Linked DNA regions of Mus musculus: region 1 is linked to region 2. Evidence: chromatin contacts called from ENCODE Hi-C or POLR2A ChIA-PET data. All regions are on one chromosome and are shown on one strand. Each heading gives the region's core, a stretch centred on a gene start or an enhancer-like site at or near the end of the contact. The rest is flanking DNA. Distances are from core to core; before and after follow the strand shown. Region 1 has its middle 14 kb from the start of Gm46162. Region 2 overlaps Gm36139 (a long non-coding RNA gene).

Region 1 (4,138 bases), core at 1,367-3,866, 130 kb before region 2:
AGTTATTGCCACCTGAGAGGAGGGAGCCTTGACTGAGAAAATGACTCCATAAAAGCAGGCTGCAGGCAAGCATATAAGGCAGTTTATTAGTGATTGATGTGGGAGAGTCCACTTTATCGTGGGCAGGGTAATCCCTGGGCCGGTGGTCCAGGTTTTATAAGAAAGTGGGCTGAGCAAGCCATGGGGAGCAAGAGATAATGCCAGAAAAAAAAAAAAAAAAGAGATAATGCCAGTAAGCATTATCTCTCCATGGCCTCTGCAACAGCTCTTGTCCCCAGGTTCCAGTCCTGCTTGAGTTCCTGTCCTGACCCACTTCAGTGGCGGACTATGATGAAGAAGAGTAAGAAGTAAGGACCCTTTCCTGCCCAACTTGCTTTTGGTCATAGTGTTCCATGATAGCAGTAGTACCCCCAACTAGGACAATTTGTTAACTGTGTCACTATGGAACATAGTGTCTCCAGCAATTACAGAAAGGAATTCTAGAACAAATGGCAGGCTTTATCCACATGCATGTGACAATGGACACCACAAAACTCATGAGCCAGTTGGAAGCCAGCAGGGGACTATGTCTTTGTTAAGGGCTCCTTGTGTAGGAGCTAAGAAGGTTATCAGATGTGATGAGCAGACACCTGGCAAGGGTGGTACCGCTGAGAATAGAATTAGGTTTGAGAAAGCCAGAAATTAAAAGAGATTCTTTTCAGAGGAGCTAAGTCAAGGGACATTTGCATTTATCCAGGAGCACCACTGGATGACTTAGCACTCACAAGGGCCATCAGTGAAACCCAATGGGACTCACTGTGCTTGGGGGAACCTAGAAGTCACCATGGGATGCAGGAGACCCAAGCAATAAAAACTTATGTTTGCATTTGTCAAAGTGTCATGACGCCTCACCAAATTTTTTTGTTCCAGTCTAAATCATAGAAAGGCATAGTGGTGATCATTCTTGAGCACTGGCCATCTGCTGAGAATATGGGACTGGAGTCTTTTCTCTGCGTGCCACCTGTGAGGTGGGTTTGCTCTGGTTTTATAGAGGAAGCTGAACGGAGCTGGGTGTTTGTGTAATCACCAGCTCTGATGCCTGGCAAGCTTTGGGGCTGGAATTTGATACCACTTATTACATACTTAGCACACCTTGTTGTAAAGGCAACGGGAGAATTCTCTACATTCCTTTAGGCATTTCTAACATGCACACAGCAGCTGTTTGGCCAAACAGTTGTGTCTTGACAGATCTTGTAAGATCATTCTTCTATTAATTAGAATCTCAATTTAAGCCTTATAATTTGAGGGTTTACAAGGTTATATGTTTTCTCTTTAGACTATAACTTCCGAGACACCAATATTCATATCTCTCACAGCATTTGATGAATAAGTGATGTTCATTTAATTTCTGTGGATTTGATTTTCACCATGTGAATGACACAGCAGAAAGATAGCTGACCTGAAGTGAGAGTTATAGTTAAAACCATTTAAAGGCATTCAAATATGCACGGTTCATAGGAGTTTTGACAGTTCTTATATCGACAATGTTAGAGCCTCAGGGAGATTGACGGGGGTATAATTGGGATGGATGTTCTGAGAAGATGTATGCTATTTCATCCTACTTTATACTTAGTGTGTATTTTGTGCATACATGCTTGTGTGAAGGTTTGCGCCATGGAATATTTTCAAGTCTTTCTTTCCATCATGTAGGCGTCCGGGGTCATCAGGTCATCAAGCTTGGTGGCCAGTGCCTCTATCTGTTGAACCAACTTGCTAGCCTCATCAATCATTTCCATTTAAAAAAAAAATCTGCTGGGCATGGTGGCGCACGCCTTTAATCCCAGCACTCAGGAGGCAGAGGCAGGCGGATTTCTGAGTTCGAGGCCAGCCTGGTGTACAAAGTGAGCTCCAGGACAGCCAGGGCTATACAGAGAAACCCTGTTTCGAAAAACCAAAATCAATCAATCAATCAATCAATCAATCCACCACTTAAGTCTTTATTGTAGAAGTCCTTTTAGATTTTTATCAGCATTGTCATTATGCATATGCTTGTCAAGCTCGCCTCGCATTCCAACTTAATCAGCTGATACTCTGAACCTTACTTTTTCCGTATTTCATGAATAAGCGCCCATCAGGGTCAACGGGGAACAGGAAAACAAAGGCTAATTTCATTCAGAAGGCTGTTTTCTCCTGGCTGTGGTGCCTGTTTCCTGCTTGAGTCAGCGCCCAGAGAGAGCACAGCACTGGGTGTGAGAGCCAATCAAGCAGCGTCTTAATAAACCAGAGAAGATGGAAACAAACCTCCTTTCATGTCATGATAGGACTTCCTCTGCTTTGGAAAGTCTGTGTAACTCAGATCACTAGAATTCTCATTCTTTCCCCAAAGACAGTCGTGGAGGAGGAGGCAACTGCTGGCACGAGGTTTGAAGCTTGTACTCCATGGAAGCCAGTAGCTTGTTTTTCCATCTGGTCTAGGACTACAGTTTGCAAACCTCTTTCTGAATTACTCATTCCCTGGTAAACGCCGATCTCCGGCTACTGGAGGACGTGTGCCAGGCTTTGCCCTGAGGTCTGCAAACATAATATGGCCCTTGTTTAATACTGTTTTGCTACCAGAAGTACAGCTAGTTCTACCGAGGTTTGTGCTTGCCATCCCAGGCTGGTCTCCGTTCAAAGGATCTGTTTATCTCCGTGAAGTTGACGGCTTGAGCACCCAAGGGATGGATCATCATGCTGACCCCTACTCCCAGCTGGGAGACATGGCTAAGCATTTGGCTACAGATCTCCAGATATTAGCTTGGAGTAGTTGTGGTACTGGTTCAAGTGTTCCTGGAGGGTGTCCACATTTGTAATTTCCCTGTGTGGTCTGACATGCCTCCAGCTGTAGCCTTTCCCGACAGGGAAGGTGACTAAGTCCTCTGCCTAGTTTGTTAGACTCAAGTGGCTGAGTTTAGCTTTGTTCTAACTGTGGGGCCTCTTAAGGGCTTCCATGGTTCTGCAGTAAATTGCACAAAAGCAAACAGCTCAAACGTCTTAAAAATAATTACTATTATTATTTGTGTGTATGTGTGTGTGTGTGCATGTCTGTTACAGCAAAGATGGAGGTCAGAGAATGGCATGGGGCATCAGCTCTCTCACCTTTCTCTGGATCCTGAGGGATCAAACTCAGGTTGTGCCTCTTAGTGCTCATCTAGGGGTACCCACACCACAAACAGGCAGCCTGAGCTACACTCCTAGCTGGATCCTCCACTAGTCTTTTGACCTTAAAAAAGTAGCCTAACCTGTCTTTGGTAAGAGTGGCTGCTAAGAGCAGGAATGAATAGCATGCACTTTCCTTTACCCTCAGCTATCAGATGCCATGCGACCAGAACTCCAGACCCACTGAGCTGTTCAGACTCTTTCCCTTGTGCACAAAGGAAACTCACACTAGTCATTGTTAAGCAGATGAATGAAAGGGAAAACCGGTTGCTTGGAGATTTGTTTTCTATGGGGCCCAAAGAAGCCTCATAATTCCTCAGTGAAGACTCCAAGAGCTTTTGCAAATCCCAGTGAGAAAACTGGATTCCTTATCCCTTCTCTAAGCTGGTTTTGATCCTGGATTCTAACTTGTCAAGATACTTTGGGGTCTTGACTCTTTTGGATTTTGTTTGTTATCTCCTAGGCTGGTACCATCTATAAACTTCAAAGTTGTGTGTGTGTGTGTATATATATATGTATATATATGTGTATATATATATGTATATATATATATGAATGAAATAATGAAAGGCAAGGAAATTACTCTATTGTACTCTCTTAGGCAGCCCTTCAGTACTGGCACACTGGCTGGCCTTAAGGCTAAGTAGATTGCTCAGCAAATGCGCAATCCACTCTGGCTCCTTTTGCCGTCTTACCCACAGAGTTGATATGAGAGGCTCCTAGGGCTTTGTAGAAATGTGTTAACACATTACTGAGCAGCCTCTGGGTCACTAAGTTAGGGTTCTGTCTGTAACAGTAGTGATGGTGTTAACTTGAAATCATTTTATTCACATCGGTGCATTTGCTACCTGTTATCTTACTACTATGTAATTAATATAGTGTGTTCTTCATATTAAGCAAAAGATGTTGAAAATTTTATTCTAAACATTTGATAAGGACTAGTTTATAAGTTTTCCTCTGT
Region 2 (4,546 bases), core at 24-2,523:
TTTTGAACCCAGGAAGCAGAGGGGCGGGCTTTATTCCATCTCGTTTCACTGTGTACACCCATCTTTACCACAATCATTTCAAACACTTTTAACTCGAGATAGCTTAGGCAGGACACAGTAAAAGCTCATTTCAATGTGTATTTTGGAATTAAACCATTTTGGTCTCTAATTAAACTTTAAGAATATCCCAAGATTTCCAGAAAGACCGATACAAGGCATCCATTGGCATTTACTGTGATTTAGCCAAAGCAGCCACTGTCATCATCTACAAATGTATTTGCAAAAAAAAAAAAAAAAAAAAAAAAAAGCCCTAGAATTGAGTTTTGATGACCTTATTTACAAGGCATCTATAACCCTTGACCTTATCTGTCTCCTTGTTCCTAGTCACTGACTTTAGAGCATTTAATGGAAAGTTAGTTTACTAAAACATCTACATTAGGATTCTCTTCAAATGTCTACAATATGATGAGGATACCCATAGGGTTTATTTTTAAAAGGCTTCCACTGCTTAAACAAATTAAAAGCAGTAGTGCTGAGAGTCTCTTTCAGCTCCCATATTTCCAATGTGCTGTCTCTCTATTTTTAGCTGTCATTGAAAGGACTAACTCCTGATTGCATCTACATGGTGCAATTCAAATTACTTAAGCTGTTTTCGTTAGCAGGAAAAGTTAGTTTCACTAGGGAGCTTCTTGCACAATGCTTGTCTCCAGCTTGTCTTAAATCAATTAGTTCAGAAACTCATAGAGCTGGAAGTCTCCAGAGCTGTCTCCCAACTGATAACCCATGCTAATAATTTGCACAGCTTATTCGACATCGGCAAAGTGAAACATGCTTTTGCCTGTTCATAATTGAGTTCATCTCTCTTGCGTTAACCGTATTGGTTGGTTTAATTAAAGAGCCACAGGCTTGCTAAGGACCAATATGGATTATCTCCTGCTTCGAGTTCCCTCTTGTTTAGATTTGGACATCTGCTTTGGGTCTAAGGGACTCTCTCACTGTCCCTTTAACAGCAATGCGCCCCCTCCCCTGCATATCTCACCCAGGAGTGTCTTAAGCCTGAAATATACAGCTAAGTCATATATTGTGTCTTGTTGTAGCAGCAGCTGCTGTAGTTTGTTTTTAGGGCTGCAGTTTGAGGTGAAGGTCATACTTTCTGTTCTCATGACTGCTGATAATGGCTGCAGGGCTCCTGAGGGAGCAGCCACAGACCAGAGCATGATGGGAGAAATGAACTCAGGTGACCCTTCTGTTTTGCTTAGATGAGGCATTACTGGGGAGTTCTTACCTAGGGCCAGGCTCCTGCGTCTGTCACTGCCCTCTACTGGATCAGTGCAGATGCCCGAGCGACACAGAGGGGCAGCTGATGAAGACTCTGGAGCCCAGCTCTGGGGATGTGGAGACAGACCTTACTCTTCACATCACCTGCATGCAATTAGCTGGTGACCGACCGTGGGTTGCTTGGTTTGACGTTTGCTTGTGCTGGAACGAGTCACATCTGTGAGATCTACCAGATGTGGGTTCGATTTGATTTTGCACAGTTGCAAAATAAATTGCATTTGGGCTTTGAGAGAAGATATATTTAGATCAGAGACATGAGAAGACCAAATGTTTCCAGAATGCGGAAAAAGACCGTGGCAAGAGCGTTTTACCGAGGGCGGATGGTTTGTGTCTAAGCCGACCCAGAGATGTATATTAAAAATTTCTTCAGAAGTTATCATAATTCCATCGTAAGCCTTCAATGTGCATTGCTGTGGAGGGGGACAGATCGACTTGGGGGGCTATTTGCTTTAGTCATCAACATGACTTTCCTCCCCAGAACCACTTCTTCTGCTCTGATCCCTATACATTTATCAACCCCTATTCCCTTTGCTTAGCTTAATGGCTTTTGGACTCTCAGCTACGTTTTATTTTTCATCCAAACTCTCTGCAGAAGTGGCAGGAATGGAAAAATAACCCAGAGATGAGATCTATATGCTTGTCCTTTGTGGTCCTTGGGAAAAACTATAGAAAATTCAAGTAAGAATAAAGAGGAAACATTAAGTCACCCCATTTGTCTCTTCCAGTCCATCTTTCTTTACCTCTGTGAGTAGCTGGTGAGGTTGCTTTTATCCAAAGCCCCCCCCTGCCTTCTGACCATCCCTTGAGTTATGTCAGCGTGAGTTCAGGTCATTTATGCCCCACTTCCCCCAACCCCCACTCCCATGGGGTGGCTGCCAGCTAGCTGCACTTCTTGAGTGAAGGCCCCAGCCTGTGGCTAGCAGTCTCCTTCCCTTAACTCTCTCTACAAAGCTTCCTGTCCTAGGCATTGCTAGCCCTGATGACTGGTAGGGTTCACCCCAACACCTGTAAGGTTCTCTATCAGAACCTCGCAAACGTGCCCCTTAATACACTTCTCAAATTACTTGAAGAGTTTCATTTGTTTTCTGCAGAAACTCTGCATAGTACAGTTATAATTACTATCCCCAAATAAGCTATTGTGAGTATTTTCTTAGCTCAAGCTACCATTAGGATGTTGTATATAGGTACCATATTTAGCATGTGCTTGCACATGTATCTCTGTCTATTTTTCTATATATTTTCCACACATGAACATGGGAGAGAAATGAGCTGTGTGGAGAGAAACGAACTTTAGGCAGTGAAGCATCTCTGTGTGGTATTGTCCTGGTGGGTCTGCACCATTAGACACTGGTAAAAATCATGGAATGTACATCAAGGGTAAACCCCACCAAATAAGCCTTGCCCTTTTGGTGATGATGATATGTCTGTGGGGGCTTATCAGTCATAAAACATGTACCACTCTGGTGTGTGTGTAAGGATGCTGATAAGGGGAAACTGCCTCTGTGGGGCAGAGGGCACATGGGAATTTTATTGTTGTTTTTCTTTTTTTCTGGGAATTATTTTAAAAATTATTTTTAAAAATGCTCAAAACACTGAATGATCTTTAGCTATTGGCTTATTTATTTATTGTGTGTACGTTTGCAACTGCACGTGGCGGTCAGAGAACAACTTGAAACAGACAGATCTATCCTTCTATCTTGTGGGTTTCAAGTGTCCAGCTAGATCTTCAGGCTTGGGTTCAAACACCTTTACCTGTTGTCCTGGTTAGGGTTTCTGTTGCTGTGATGAAACATGGCGAGCAAAAGATAGATGGAGAGGAAAGGAGTTTATTTGGCTTACACTTCCACATTGTAACCCTTCACTGGAGGAAGGCAGGGCAGACACTCAAACAGAGCAGGAACCTGGAGGCAGGAACTGATGCAGAGACCATGGACGGGGTGGGCTAACTGGCTTGCTCCCCATGGCTTGTTCAGCCTGCTGGCTTATAGAGCCCAGGACTGCCAGCCCAGGGATGGCACCACCCACAATGTGCTGGGTCCTCCCCCATCAATCATTAATTAAGGAAATGCCTTACAGGGTTGTCTGCAGTCTGATCTTATGGAGGCATTTTATCAATTGGGGTTCCCTCCTCTCAGACGACTACAGCTTGTGCCAAGTTGACATTAAATTAGCCAGCACATTCACTGAGCCATCTCTTTTGCCCTCAAGCTCAAAGCACTAAACCATTTTTTAAATGTGTGGTTCCTTTTAAATTGGCACAGCATTCTCAGTGCTAACACATTTTGTCATGTCTGATTTATGGCTGTAGTCTTCACTTGAGAAAAATGACGCCTTTCCTCTTTCCTCACAAATGTCTGTAATAAATGGGTGCTCCCTGATCTGGGACTTTCTCATTTCTTTCCCTGTCGTTAGTTTAAAGCGCGGTCGGTGTCGGTCTTCCATGCCTAGATAATGTGAACACGTGATTAATCACAGCGGTCTCTCTTTGAAGCCCTTTCTTGCTGATGATTTCACAGCCAAGTCTTGCGGTGCAGATATTCAGGATCATTTTTATTTAGACTCCTGAATATTTGCAAGAATAGACTAGCAGCTATAGACCAGCAAGAATAGACCAGCGCTTCTCAATCTGCGGGTCGTGACCCTTTTGGGAAACAAATGACCCCTTCACAGAGGTCGCCTATCAGATATCCTGCATATCAGATATTTACATTGCGATTCATAACAATAGCAAAATTGCACTTATGCGGTAGCAATGAAAATAATTCTACGGTTGAGGGCCACCACAACAGGAGGAACTGTATATTAAAGGGATACAGCATTAAGAAAGTTGAGAACCATGGGTGTAGACGGTGAACTTAAGAGTCTCTTAAAATCTCTGGATCTGTCTAGGCATTCGCCACATGGAACAGTGACTATACTGTCCTCAACATAGGCATGTGGCTGTCTATGGGCTGCACTGAGTCACCTGACTCCACACCAATGGATGGTGTCTTTCTTCAACATAGACACTTAAGGCGCAGAATTTTGTTTATTATTGTACATTGGCTCAACAAGATAAGGGAACGTGCTTCATTCAGAGGCAGCTTGATGAACTCAGTGGAGAGGTTGCCCCATTGATTTCTCAGAAGCTGCAATGGTCACCAGGTGGTGGATCTCTGGGTGCACACATGTTCTCAATGAGCAACTTGGAAATGCATGAAGGAGCAAT

What was found. Hi-C counts contacts between places; a loop is a spot of excess contacts on that map. ChIA-PET counts read pairs that join two places held with the same protein, here RNA polymerase II (POLR2A).
Region 1: a loop to region 2 is called in a map of adrenal gland, with 1.8 times the contacts of the local background. The contact joins two enhancer-like sites. A Hi-C loop is called at or near these places in 1 of 37 maps with a recorded cell type or tissue (adrenal gland). POLR2A ChIA-PET finds 5 or more read pairs at or near these places in 1 of 5 experiments (embryonic stem cell).

The regions. Positions count from the first base shown.
Region 1 is chr1:151,234,954-151,239,091 of GRCm38, reverse strand. No RefSeq gene overlaps it. Among named protein-coding and RNA genes, the nearest start is that of Gm46162, 14 kb to the left of the region's middle. Within about 2 kb of position 2,616, at least 1 of the 3 ENCODE cell types and tissues checked has a DNase peak (open chromatin) inside an H3K27ac peak, as active enhancers do.
Region 2 is chr1:151,099,943-151,104,488 of GRCm38, reverse strand. The region is part of intron 1 of Gm36139 (a long non-coding RNA gene); the gene reads left to right. Among named protein-coding and RNA genes, the nearest start is that of Gm36077, 18 kb to the right of the region's middle. Within about 2 kb of position 1,273, at least 1 of the 3 ENCODE cell types and tissues checked has a DNase peak (open chromatin) inside an H3K27ac peak, as active enhancers do.